Regions from separate parts of the Homo sapiens genome. Here region 1 is linked to region 2. A link is a contact called in ENCODE Hi-C or POLR2A ChIA-PET data. All regions are on one chromosome and are shown on one strand. Each heading gives the region's core, a stretch centred on a gene start or an enhancer-like site at or near the end of the contact. The rest is flanking DNA. Distances are from core to core; before and after follow the strand shown.

Region 1 (6,684 bases), core at 2,860-5,359, 180 kb before region 2:
GCCAGGCTGGTTTCGAACTCCTGGCCTCAAGTGATCTACCCACCTCGGCCTCCCAAAGTGCTGGGATTACAGGTGTGAGCCACCACGCCTGGCCAATTTTCCTCTTCCTGGAGTCCAGTGGCACAATCTTGGCTCACTGCAACCTCTGCCTCCTGGGTTTAAGCGATTCTCCTGCCTCAGCCTCCCAAGTAGCTGGGAGTACAGGTGTGAGCCACCACGCCTGGCTAAATTTTTGTATTTTTAGTAGAGATGGGGTTTGGTCATGTTGGCCAGGCTAGTCTTGAACTCCTGGCCTCAAGTGATCTGCCCACCTTGGCCTCCCAAAGTCCTGGAATTACAGGCGTGAGCCACCGTGCCTGGCCCAGTTTCTCTCTTCTAAGGACACCAGCCATTGGATTAAGGTCTAGCCTACTCCAGTGTGACCTCATGTTAACGAATTATATTTGCAAAGATTCAATTTCAAAATAGGGTCACATTCACAGGTTTCGGGGATTAGGACCTAAACGTATCTTTTTCGGGGACACAATTCCACCTGGTAGAGTGGGTCAGCATTATGCCTGCCCCCCAACGTACTTTGCTGCCAGCAAAGTGTGAGAAAGACTGAGCCAAGGAGCCATTACCTCCTGGCCTGGGGGTACCGTTGGGGACCCCTGGGCCATTCCACTTTCCCTGGCAGCTGTAGGCTTATTTCCCTTCCAAGGAATGGCTGCCCTGAGGTCAGCCAAGCCAGGTGGAACACAGAGCTTTAGGGCCAGGCCCTGACCTAAGCTCCCTGGGGAGGGAGCACCTTTGACTTTTGGAACGGGAGGGCAGGAAGGTTTGGCCTTGATTGGAGGGCTCTGGGGCACCTGCCAGGCTGCAGGTGTTGACACCTAGCAGCCGCCAGCCCGACCTGATCCCCAGTGCCCAGGCAGGGACCAGAGCGGCTCCCAGGTAGCTGGTGCTGCAGGGAACCTTGGGAGCTCTGCCAAACCAAACAACACATTTCCAGAGAGGTGTGCTGACTGGCCTGAGGTCACACAGCGATCAGACAGGGCCAACATGGGTGGCCGGGGCCCCAACCACATTCCTGCCAATTTGAGCTTCTTAGCCTTTTACCCACCAAGAGGGCACAGGGTGTGGGGGGTAAGTAGTTTTTTTGCCCATGGGAGCCCAGGGCTGATTTTATTTTGAGACAGTCTTGCTCTGTCACCCAGGCTGGAGTGCAGTGGCACCATCTCAGCTCACTGCAGCCTTGCCCTCCCCGGCTAAAGTGATTCTTCCACCTCAACACCCCAAGTAGCTGGGACCACAGGTGTGCACCACCCTACCTGGCTCATTTTTAAAAATTGTTTTTGTAGAGATGGGCTCTCGCTATGTTGCTCAGGCTGGTCTTGGACTCCTAGCCTCAAGCAGTCTTCCTGCCTTGGCCTCCCAAAGTGCTGGGATTACAGCATGAGCCCCACGCCCGGCCAGGGTTGATTTTATAATAGCTTTGTAGTGGCAATCAGGAAGAATCTGTCACCCAATTAGCAGCCAGAATGGAGCTGTGTCAGCAGATGTTTGGGAAAAGGGGCGAGAGGACTGACGTGGCCTGAACCCCTCCTCTGTGCCAGCACTTTCCGCACAGGCTGTCACCAAGTCCCAGCCTCTCCCCTGAGAGGCAGTTAGACACACACCTCACCTGTAGGCAGCCGGAGGTCCACGCAGCTTGGAGTCAGCCTGGAGTTCCCGTCCCTGCTCAGGTCCCCAAGGGGCGTCAGTTCATCTCAGAGAGCCTCAGTTTCCCCATCTGTGAACTGGGGATCACAGGCCCAGTCTCACAGGTGGTCACGAGGATTAGGAATCACATCCCAGGAACGGCCACATAGGAGCTCAAGAAAGATGACGGGTGGATTTTCGACGGGTTCTGTAACAAATGTCCACAGACTTAGCAGCTTAAAAACCTCATTTGTCATTTACGGTTCCACAGGTCAGAAACCCAGCCTCAGTCTCCCTGGGCTTGGGTCACGGTCAACAGGGCTGGTAACTTCTGGGGGTTCTGGGGGAGAATCTGTTTCCCTGCCTTTTCCAGCGTCCAGAGGTCACTGGCATCCCATGGCTCCTGGCCGCTTCGTCCACCTTCAGAGCCGGCAATGTTGCATCTCTGCTGCTGCTTCGGTAATCACAGCACCCTCGGAAAGGTTCTATCACGGCTCCCTCTGACCACAGCTCAGAAAGGTTCCACCACGGCTCCCTCCGACCGCAGCTCAGAAAGGTTCTCTGATTCTAAGGACTCGTGTGACTCGATTAGGTCCACCTGGATGACCCGGGTTACCCTCCCTATGGCAAGGTGCCCCTTGCCCCACCTGCAAAGTGCCTTTTGCCACGTCAGGTAACCTGCACAGGTTTGGGGAATTAGGGCGAGCTGAATCGCCGAGCTCATCGGGCCACAGGTGAGTTGAGTTGAATTCTGGAAAGCAAGGGAGGCCTGGGCTGGCCTCTGGCGGTTCTTTTTGGAAGAAGAAGATTCCACTAAAACCAGCTCATTCTAGGACCACTTCCCATCTTTCTGCTGTTTTTGACTCTTTTCAAAGAGGCCCTGTCTAGCCAAGGAGACTGGGTCACGTCTGCCAAACCTTTGCTTCAAAATAAACCCTACTAGGAAATTTCCATGGGACTGGGCCCTTTTCTTCCCCCACGGACCTGCTTGAAGTTCAAAACCTGGCGGGGCTTCTGTACAAAAGGGCACCGGTCATTACGCGGCCCTGAGAGCAGGTTTTCTGTTGTTGTTTGTGTGGGTTTTGTTTGCTTTCCCCGTCTCCATCTCTCCACCCGGTGGGGTCGTAGCAAGATGGTCACCTCTGTCACCTCCCCCAAGTCCCTCTTGCAGCCGCCTCCTTGCTGTTTGCCTTTCTGTCCCCAGGGCTGCATCTTGCACGTGTCCCCTGTCTGATTTCCACTGTGGTCAGGTCACGTGTGGCTCTGGGAATTCCAGGAAAGCCTGGCTTTCAAGACCACTGTCTCATCAAACACTTAAACCTTAAAAACCCTTATTTTGATGCTCAAAGCTGAGTGTGGATTCCTCTGTACCTGTTCTCTTCCCTGAGCAAGAAGCCTCATTTTCAGAGCCTGGTCGTGATAGGAGAAGAGGTGCTGGGGGCCCCCAAAAGAAACTTCCGGAGCTATTTCATAACATCCTTTGCCTGTAGACGTAAAGCCAGCAGCCAGCAAGTGGCAGTCCATTCATGGGACACAGCCCTCTCCAGGAATCACTAAGCTCATATTTGCTGCTCTGTGCTGGGGCTCTCTGGAAGGACAAAAGACACCAGCAATGTGGAAGGGAAATGGGGCTTTGGGATGGGAGGGGACTTGGTTTCCTGACCCTTTTGCACCGTGACACTGGACATGTGTCTGAGTGTCTTTTACTGAAGGAGGAAACATTCCTTCTCTTGCCTCTTTCCAGAAAAGGTCAGGTGGCTCAATTCATCCTGTCTGAAATGAAGAATGAAACAGTTGGTGGTGGTCTTTTGCTGGCAGGCTGTACTTTGGGAAGTCCCCAGGCCATGGCTGATAAGGGCCTGCGGCCTATGGTGCAGTCTCAAGCAGAGAGAGGCCACAGGCATGTGAGGGAGGCCCTGGCCTTGGGGCCCCCTTTGTCTGGCTGGTGGAGTTTATCTCCCTTCCCAGATGAGGCCAGGAGCTGTGGAGTCAGCTCCTGGCCTCTCTGCCCATTGGCTGGCTGTCTGCCTGGGGCCTGAGATTCACCAGCCCTGCACGAAGATTAAGGGGATCAGGATTCCATCCCCTCCCCTTGCTCAACCTCTGAAGTCAGGTCCCAGCCAGGCACCCATTGGAGAAAACCCAGGCTAGCCAGACCTTCTGCCGTCTGGGTCAGCTCCGTGTAGCGCTGGCCTGTCTGTCTGGTGTCTCCTGGAGAGCATGACTTGGTGGTGTGCCATCTCAAATGTCTCCCGCCAGCTGCAGACTTGGTTATTGCCTTTTGTGAGCGGTGTTCACCCAGCGTTAATGGAATGGGCATTCTCTGAAGGGCTGCAAGTAACACTTAGAACCAAGCCCAGGACTGGCCGGGCAGCAATGTCTGCAGCCTGGAGCTGCCCATGTATGTTAAGAGTGTCATTCCCTAAAAGGCCACCAGAGGGTGCTGCTCAGAGCCACATCGCGACAAACCCTCTATGGCTCCTTATGGCTCTCAGGATGAGGGCTGGGGCTCACAAGCCGGTGTACAAAGTTGTGAATGATCTGGCCGCTGACCTCTCCAGCTCCATCTTATTCTCCTCCGTGCTATGTGTTCCAGCCACGCTGGCTTCCTCACAGTTGCTGGAAAAGATTATTTCCTGCAGCCGCAGGTCTTTTGCACATGTTATGCCCACTTCTTTTTTTTTTTTTTTTTTTGAGACGGAGTTTCGCTCTTGTTGCCAGGCTGGAGCGCAGTGGTGCGATCTCGGCTCACTGCAACCTCCATCTCCCAGGTTCAAGTGATTCTCCTGCCTCAGCCTCCCAAGCAGCTGGGATTACAGGCGCCCGCCAGCACGCCCAGCTAATCTTTGTATTTCTAATAGAGATGGGGTTTCACCATGTTTTCCAGGCCAGTCTCGAGCTCCTGACCTCAGGTGATCCACCAGCCTTGTCCTCCCAAAGTGCTGGGATTACAGGCATGAGCCACCGTGCCCAGCTAATTTTTGTATTTCTAATAGAGATGGGGTTTCACCATGTTGTCCAGGCTGGCCTTGAACTCGTGACCTCAGGTGATCTGCCTGCCTCATCCTCCCAAAGTGCTGGGATTACAGGTGTGAGCCATTGTTCCCGGCCCCGCCCACTTCTTAGAAGGCTGTTCCACTCATCTTCACCCAGAGAAGTCCTAGTCACCCTTTAGGCCTTACCTGAAACACTGGTCCCAGAGTGAGGGGCCTTTCTAAACCCCTCCTTGAAGTCACTGGACCCTGCTCGACATGCTGGAGCCCAGCATTCTCCCTGCAGCAGGCGCCACCCATGCAGTGAAGTCATGAGTTCTGTCCTGGCTTGTCCACTGTCTGTCTTCACTGCTGGTTCCCTATGCCCTGTGCAGTGCCTGGCACCTAGGAGCTGCTCAGGAAGCTGTATTGCACTGGATGCTCACTGAACGCCACCTGGTATAGATATTAGTGCTGGGCACCAAATATTTCTGGTTGTCTCTCTTCTAGGCACCTGGTAGGATTAGACTTTCTGCCCCTTTTGAGGGGATGTGGCACGCATTGTCATTCTCCTACCTGTAGCCGGGAAGCATGTGAGCAGAAGAGACATGCGTCCCTGCCCAGGCTGGAGCATTTACTCACCAACGTGAGCGCCTCTGGCACGGCTGCTGGCAACCGTTGAGATGTGGCTACTCCCTGAGCTGGGGCCCCCTAGTGTCCATGATGAGCAGAACCCCCCGCTGGCCTCTGACACAGAGAATGAGCAAGGAACACATCCTTATTGTCTTCAGCCACTGGGATTTGGGGTTTGTTTGTCACAGCGGCACAATGTGGCCAGTCCTGACTGATACACCACCTGCTGCCCAAAGGCAGGAAAAGTGCAATCACCCTGGGGCCGAGCTGGCTTAGGGGGCCAAGATCTAGGAGTGCTTGAAGGTGGTCAGGAAGCAAAGGCTCTGTGGCAGCTGGGGGAAGGCTGGTGTGGCTGCAGCAGCAGGCGCTGGGAATGGGCCCAGACAGGTCACAGGGTCAGACCCTACTGGGCCCAGTAGATCATAAGGGTGTGGCTCTTTAGGTTCATACCATGCCTGGTCCAGCGCCCTCAGTTGGTGGAACTCATTGTTAAATAGCAATTAATAAATTGGCAATAGATTTATATAAATTTTTTAGAGATAGGGTCTTGCTCTGTTGTCCAGGCTGGAGTGCAGTGGAAAAATAATTTACTCCTAAGAAATTAATACAATTGATTTCATTTGTTATTTAATAATTTAATCAATGACTAAAAATTAATCAATTAAATAATAACTTGAGGTCTCAGAGAAGGGTTCTTTTTCCCCTTTCTTCATACACACGAAATATATTTTTCTACTTGGCCTGAAATTCCACCATTAGAGTAAAATTCCTCTGGCTTGTGAGGAATGGGTCCAGCTGAGGCAGGGGGTGAAGGGTGATGGGCACGGCACTCCAGAGGTTGTGCAGCTCGGTGGCCCTTAGGTGACATTTGAACAGAGACCAGGACAATGGGAGAGAGGGAGTCATGTGGGGCTCAGGAATGGTGTGCAGATGGAAGGAACAGCATGTACGAAGGCCTGAGGCAGGACATCCTTCTGTTTAGAGAACTAGGAGCCGATGCCAACCTGGAGGGAGAGGGAGAGGGCTAGGATAGCTGGGAAGATAATTACATGGCTGTGCAGAAAGCTGAAGGAGGTGTTAGTTGGATGTGGGAGTCAAAAGGAGTCCAGGCCACTTTCTCTTTTTATCAAACTGGAGAAACACACCTCCTTTCCATTTTAATGTCTCTGGAATCAGGATGCTCCTCACCTGCAGTGGCAGCTCATATTTGATGAAATACGGTAATTGCAAAGCCGGTTCAAGAAGCAAAGGTTTAGCCCTTGAGTGGAGCCCTTGAAGAGTTGCTGCTGTACTCATGGTTGGTGGCACCGAGAGAACATGGACCTTGATCACTCAGAGTTAAGGAGTGATTCAGAGAGTCAGACTCCAAAAGTGAAGAAGTTTAGGACATTCTGTAATC
Region 2 (5,817 bases), core at 1-2,500:
GATCACCGGCTGGGGGCGCGCTCACCCAACCTGGCTGGGTGACCAGGTGTCGTGGAAACTCCACAGCACTGTCACCCACAGGTGCCACAAGCACAGCCGGGAGAGGTCACATTCTCAAACAGCCAGCCTGGGAGCCTGAAACTCCCTCCTCTGACTCAAAGACAGAAATGTTCGCTTTGAGCAAGGTCTTCTGTTATCTGTCCTCAGGGCCAAGATGATAATCCGTCATCTACGCAGAGTTTCAGGTAAAACTCTCACGTGACTCCCCGACTCACAAGGCCACAGGGATACCTGAGTACAGCATCTGGTCGCTATGCTAAGTTGCAGCAAACCTGTGCCCAGCTGTAAACCCCTTCATCAGTGTTTTAATGAAGAAGTAATGTCGTACAAATTTACTCACCTGCAAAGAGCCGATAGGTTCGGTGGCATTTAAAATTCTTATTTTTAACCCCTGGAGAAAGCAGTTCTGGAAAACAAAATATCAATGGCTTGAAGCACTTTTAGAAAGGTTCAGGGTAACAGCAGCAGAAAATGGCTAACAACATTCTCCCCAGCAAGTAAACTGCCTGTCAGACCAGGAACAAAACAACACTCTATCCCTTCAGTTGCACAAAAATTGACTCATGAAGGAAATGAGCCATGTGACGTAATAGGACACAAAATGTGCAGCCAGCTCACTAAAGAAACAGGAGCAACGGCCGAGGCTGTGATGCTCCTGTGGGAGGCCCCTTAAAAACAGGTGCTCTACAAAATGGAAAAGAAAAAAGCTGCTGACTTAAAAACAAAAACAGTTGTGAAAAATCCAAGGCAAGAATTAAAATTTTACATATGCGTCAGATCATAAAACTTCAATTACAGGCCAGGCACGGTGGCTCACGCCTGTAATCCCAGCACTTTGGGAGGCTGAGACGGGCGATCACGAGGTCAGGAGATCGAGACCATCCTGGCTAATACAGTGAAACCACGTCTCTATTAAAAATACAAAAAATTACCCGGGCGTGGTGGCACGCGGCTGTAGTCTCAGCTACTCGGGAGGCTGAGGCAGGAGAATCACTTGAACCCGGGAGGCAGAGGTTGCAGCGAGCCGAGATCGCGCCACTGCACTCCAGCCTGGGTGACAGAGCAAGAAAAAAACAAACAAACAAAAAAAAAACAAAACAAAACTTCAGTTACAGAACAGTAACATGATTTCTCCAAATAGGAACCAGTCTACCAGCTGCTACGAGGCGGGAACTCCCTGCTCTTACTGTGCGCAGAAGTACCACTTACACCGACACAAGAGTCCGTCGGAGGCATGCTGTTCGAGGCAGCCATCTGTACTTCTGACCCATGACCCAAGTGAGGTCCTCTTGTCCCCCATTTATGTTATTTATTTATTTTTTTGAGATGGAGTCTTGCTCTGTTGCCCAGGCTGGAGTGCAGTGGCATGATCTCAGCAACCTCTGCTTCCCAGGTTCAAGCGATTCTCCTGCCTCAGCCTCCCAAGTAGCTAGGATTACAGGCACCCACCACCATGCTAGGCTAATTTTTGTGTTTTTAGAAGAGTTGGGGTTTCACCACGTTGGTCAGGCTGGTCTCGAACTCCTGACCTCAGGTGATCTGCCTGCCTCGGCCTCCCAAAGTGCTGGGATTACAGGTGTGAGCCACTGCGCCCAGCCCCCATTTATGTCATATTTTGATAATGTATTGGAGGTGGCAGCGGATATAAAAATACAGCAAGCAAGAAAAGATATAAAAATAAAATCACTGTAGCAAAACATCCAAGTCAGCTCAGACAGCTGATCTGGAGGCGAGTGAAGATGCAGGAGCAGAGGCCGAGGATGCCTTCTTTGACTTAGCCGGCATTCCAGGTTTCCCGATGGATAGAATAAAATGGGGAGGAGGATCTGTTACATGATTCTCACTGGCATCTTTCTTCCTCTTGCTGGTCCTCAAATGGGATTAAAAAGCAATCGGCTGATGAGTGATAAGGCAGCTAGAAGTGTGAGAGGAGCAACGGACACTAAACCCGGCACAGCAGCCAAGCCCGTCAGCAGAAAGCACAGCTCTTGTGTGCAGGCCTGGGAGAGACAGTGTCTGAGTCTTCACGGGAAGGTATAGGGCGCCCCTAGGGTAGACAGGGAGCCGGCTAGAAGCCAGCCATGCCCACAGTTCCTGGGTCATCTATATGGAAGGAGGTATGAGGTGGGGTTGCTGTGCCAGGGGACGGAGAGAAGAGGACTCTCGGTTCAGGTTTGTTCCTCTGCAGGACCCAGGAGTGAGGCCCAGTGTCCTCTTTTCTGCTTCCCAAACACCTCGATATTCTGAGAATCCTCTCTAGCTAATCACAGTCCCAATCAAGCCTCAGTGTTGTACTATACGTTTTCACAAATTCTAAAGCTTTCAAGAAAAGTCTTCTTGAAGCTGTGCTTTTAGCAAGATGCCTTTAACCTGGGGCTCTTTAAAATTGCTTTCAAAAAGTGCCGAGCCCGTGACCTGACAGAGACTTGAGGCTGGTAAGTGCCACGTCTTATTTGTGCGCCACCACAACTAGAGGTTAGAAGGGACTCTCACTGCCTATGAGAAATCATTCTTACTTCACTAAAAACCACTTAACTGGGCTAGTCAACACAGCTGTTAATACTCGGTGGAAGGCAAACTGCACCATTCATCCCTGAAATATTCACAGAAAAGTGATGTTCTTTTTGATAGACAAAAGCTGCTATTTTTCTAATCTAGTAAGATTATAGAGTTTAGTTATTTTTGCCTCTATTTTCAACAGGCCATTTTCATGAGAATTTTAGTATTAAGGTCTATTACAAGTCAAGAAACTTAAAACAAGTCCACGTCCAGCAAGAGAATGTCCTCACTCTTGACATCATAAAGAAATGCTACAGGGTTGAGCTTCTGATGTGCAGGAGTGTGTCACCACGAACACTCCCGACCTTATGTATGCATTACCTTTACTAATTTCCAAGTCCACAGGATATTCAATATTTTTGATAAGCTTCTGGCACCCACCAGTCTTCTCATAAACGAATCGTTTCAGGTGCAGCACGAGGACAGGAGGGAGTTTTTCCAGAGTCACTCTTCGACTTATCTCAACCTAAGACACAAAGCACACCAGGACACACCGTCCCTGTCTTACTTGCAACAGCTAACACCACATCCACCTTCCGCTCAAAGACGTCCTCTGAGAGGTGAGGCCCAAGAGTCCTGTGGCAGGACTTCATGGCTTTTCCTGCCCCACAGAAGCTCTGAGATCTACCAATGCTCCTCTTAAGAAAATGCACATACCCAGATGCAGTGGCTCATGCCCATTAATCCCAGCACTTTGGGAGGCTGAGACAGGCGGATCACCTGAGGTCAAGAGTTTGAGACCAGCCTGGCCAACATGGTGAAATCCCGTCTCTACTAAAAATACAAAATTAGCCAGGCGTGGTGGTGGGCGCCTGTAACCCCAGCTACCTGGGTGGCAGAGGCAAGAGAATCCCTTGAACCCAGGAGGTAGACGTTGCAGTGAGCTAAGTTCGCGCCACTGTACCCCAGCCTGGGCAACACAGCGAGATCTTGTCTCAGAAAAAAAGAAAAAAGAAGAAGAAAAATGCATACGTTCCCATAAGCACAACTGCAGAGAGCCTCTTGGGTCCCTGAAGTCCAGTCGTAAACTCAAAGTTAAGAACTTTACTCTGTGGCATTACTGACAAATTAGCATAAAAATTAAAAAGCTAACTTAGTACCACCTTATTTATGTACTGACTCCCCCGCCTTTTTTGGGGGGAGGGAGTTCTCACTCTGTCGCCCAGGCTGGAGTACAGTGGTACGATCTGCGCTCACTGCAACATCCGTCTCCCGGGTTCAAACGATTCTCCTGCCTCAGCCTCCTGAGTAGCTGGGATTACAGGCTCCCACCACCACATCTGGCTAATTTTGTATTTTTAGTAAAGAAGGGGTTTCACCATGTTGGCCAGGCTGGTCTTGAACTCCTGACCTCAGGTGATCCACCTGCCTCAGCCTCCCAAAGTGCTGAGATTACAGGCGTGAGCCACCACGCTAGGCCTAGTATTGACCCATTTTAAAATAACTCTGATAGTATTGATAAAACTGATACCAGTAGGATTAGGTGGGTTTTTTTGTTTGTTTGTTTTTTTAAGACAGGATCTCACTCTGGTTGCCCATGCTGGAGTGCAGTGGCATGATGAGGACTCACTGCAGCCTTGACTTCCTGGGCTCAGGTGATTCTCCCACCTCAGCCTCCCAAGTAGCTGGGACTACAGCCATGAGCCCAGCTGGTCTTGAACTCCTAGACTTAAGCAACCTGCTCGCCTCAGTCTCCCACCGTGCTGGGATTCCAGGCCAATTAGATGTTTTAAATAACCTTTAAAGCTATTTATTCTAATCATGAGTTTTATCAATGTAATCTGTTCCTGAAGTACTTTCACAGGTCTGATGAATGCTGCTTTTAAATAAAGCCAGGTTTTTTGTCACTAAGATGCATCTTTACAAATAACAATCCCTTTATCATTCTCTGTACTTACAAAGTCTTTGATGCTTCCCATATTCATTTGGATAACACTTTTTTTTTTTTTTTTGAGACAGTCTCGCTCTGTCATCGAGGCTGGAGTGCAGTGGTGCGATCTCAGCTCACTGCAACCTCCACCTCCAGGGTTCAAGTGATTCAGCCTCCTGAGAGGCTGGGACTACATGTGCACACCACCATGCCCAGTTAATTTTTGTATTTTTAGTAGAGATGGGGTTTCAACATGTTGGCCAGGATGGTCTCGATCTCTTGACTTTGTGATCCGCCTGCCTCAGCCTCCGAAAATGCTGGGATTACAGGCATCAGCCACTGGAGATTTTTTTTTTTTTTTTTTGGGGACGGAGTCTCGCTCTGTCGCCCAGGCCGGACTGCAGTGGCGCTATCTCGGCTCACTGCAAGCTCCGCCTCCCAGGTTCACGCCATTCTCCTGCCTCAGCCTCCTGAGTAGCTGGGATTACAGGCGCCTGCCACCATGCCCGGCTAACTTTTTGTATTTTTAGTAGAGACGGGGTTTCACCGTGTTAGCCAGGATGGTCTCGATCTCCTGACCTCGTGATCCACCCGCCTTGGCCTCCCAAAGTGCTGGGATTACAGGTGTGAGCCACCTCGCCCAGCCAACTGAGGCTTAATTTCTAATCACTCAACAAAGGCAGACATTTTCTATATAGCAAATATTTCATATAATCCTATTTTCCCCAAAACCTTCACATGTTCCCACAGAAAAATACTTCTGATCTAAAACATAATAAAGTTAAAGGTGGCATTTTAAAAACTTAAAAAAAAACACATTCAAGAAAATATGTAATTTGCTCCTTATAGATACTTCCATACAAGCTGTCCCAAATCTTCCTGAAACATCTGCTGTTGAAAGTGGTCCTGGCCTCATCTGGTAACACACCACCACAACCACGCACCCAGAACGGCTGGCAGCATCCTTTTTATCTTCCGGAGTCCACCAAAATGCCAGCTTTCCTTTATTTTTATTTCTTCTTATGTTTTAGAGACACGGTTTCACTATCGCACAGGCTGGAGTGCAGTGGCGTGATCATAGCTCACTGCAGCCTCCAACTGTTGGGCTCAGGCAATCCTCCTGCCTCAGCCTCCCAAAGTGCTGGGACTAAGGGCGTGAGCCACCACACCTGGCCCGCCTTCTTTCTGGAAGCCTTCATCCAAACCTGCTATTTAGGATAAACCATTCTTTCTTCACTACCGTCTAACAACAGGCTAACAACTACCTGCGCCTCAACCCCTGCCCCCACACCGCCACCCCTACCAGCCCACCCCAGCAAAGTCAAACT

The links. Hi-C counts contacts between places; a loop is a spot of excess contacts on that map. ChIA-PET counts read pairs that join two places held with the same protein, here RNA polymerase II (POLR2A). Pooled maps may share reads with other maps.
Region 1: a map of PC-9 shows a loop between it and region 2 (5-fold over the local background). The contact joins two enhancer-like sites. A Hi-C loop is called at or near these places in 8 of 168 maps with a recorded cell type or tissue (HUES64, PC-9, astrocyte of the cerebellum and 5 more), 1 of 37 single-sample maps with no recorded cell type and 5 of 50 pooled maps. POLR2A ChIA-PET finds 5 or more read pairs at or near these places in 4 of 52 experiments (AG04449, SK-N-SH, activated CD8-positive, alpha-beta T cell and 1 more).

The regions. Positions count from the first base shown.
Region 1 is chr16:84,949,824-84,956,507 of GRCh38, reverse strand. No RefSeq gene overlaps it. Among named protein-coding and RNA genes, the nearest start is that of LINC02176, 25 kb to the right of the region's middle. Within about 2 kb of position 4,109, at least 16 of the 41 ENCODE cell types and tissues checked have a DNase peak (open chromatin) inside an H3K27ac peak, as active enhancers do.
Region 2 is chr16:84,769,809-84,775,625 of GRCh38, reverse strand. USP10 (ubiquitin specific peptidase 10) reads right to left here. Exons shown (of 14, transcript NM_005153.3): 12 at 2,941-3,085; 13 at 401-466. Among named protein-coding and RNA genes, the nearest start is that of CRISPLD2, 47 kb to the left of the region's middle. Within about 2 kb of position 1,250, at least 6 of the 41 ENCODE cell types and tissues checked have a DNase peak (open chromatin) inside an H3K27ac peak, as active enhancers do.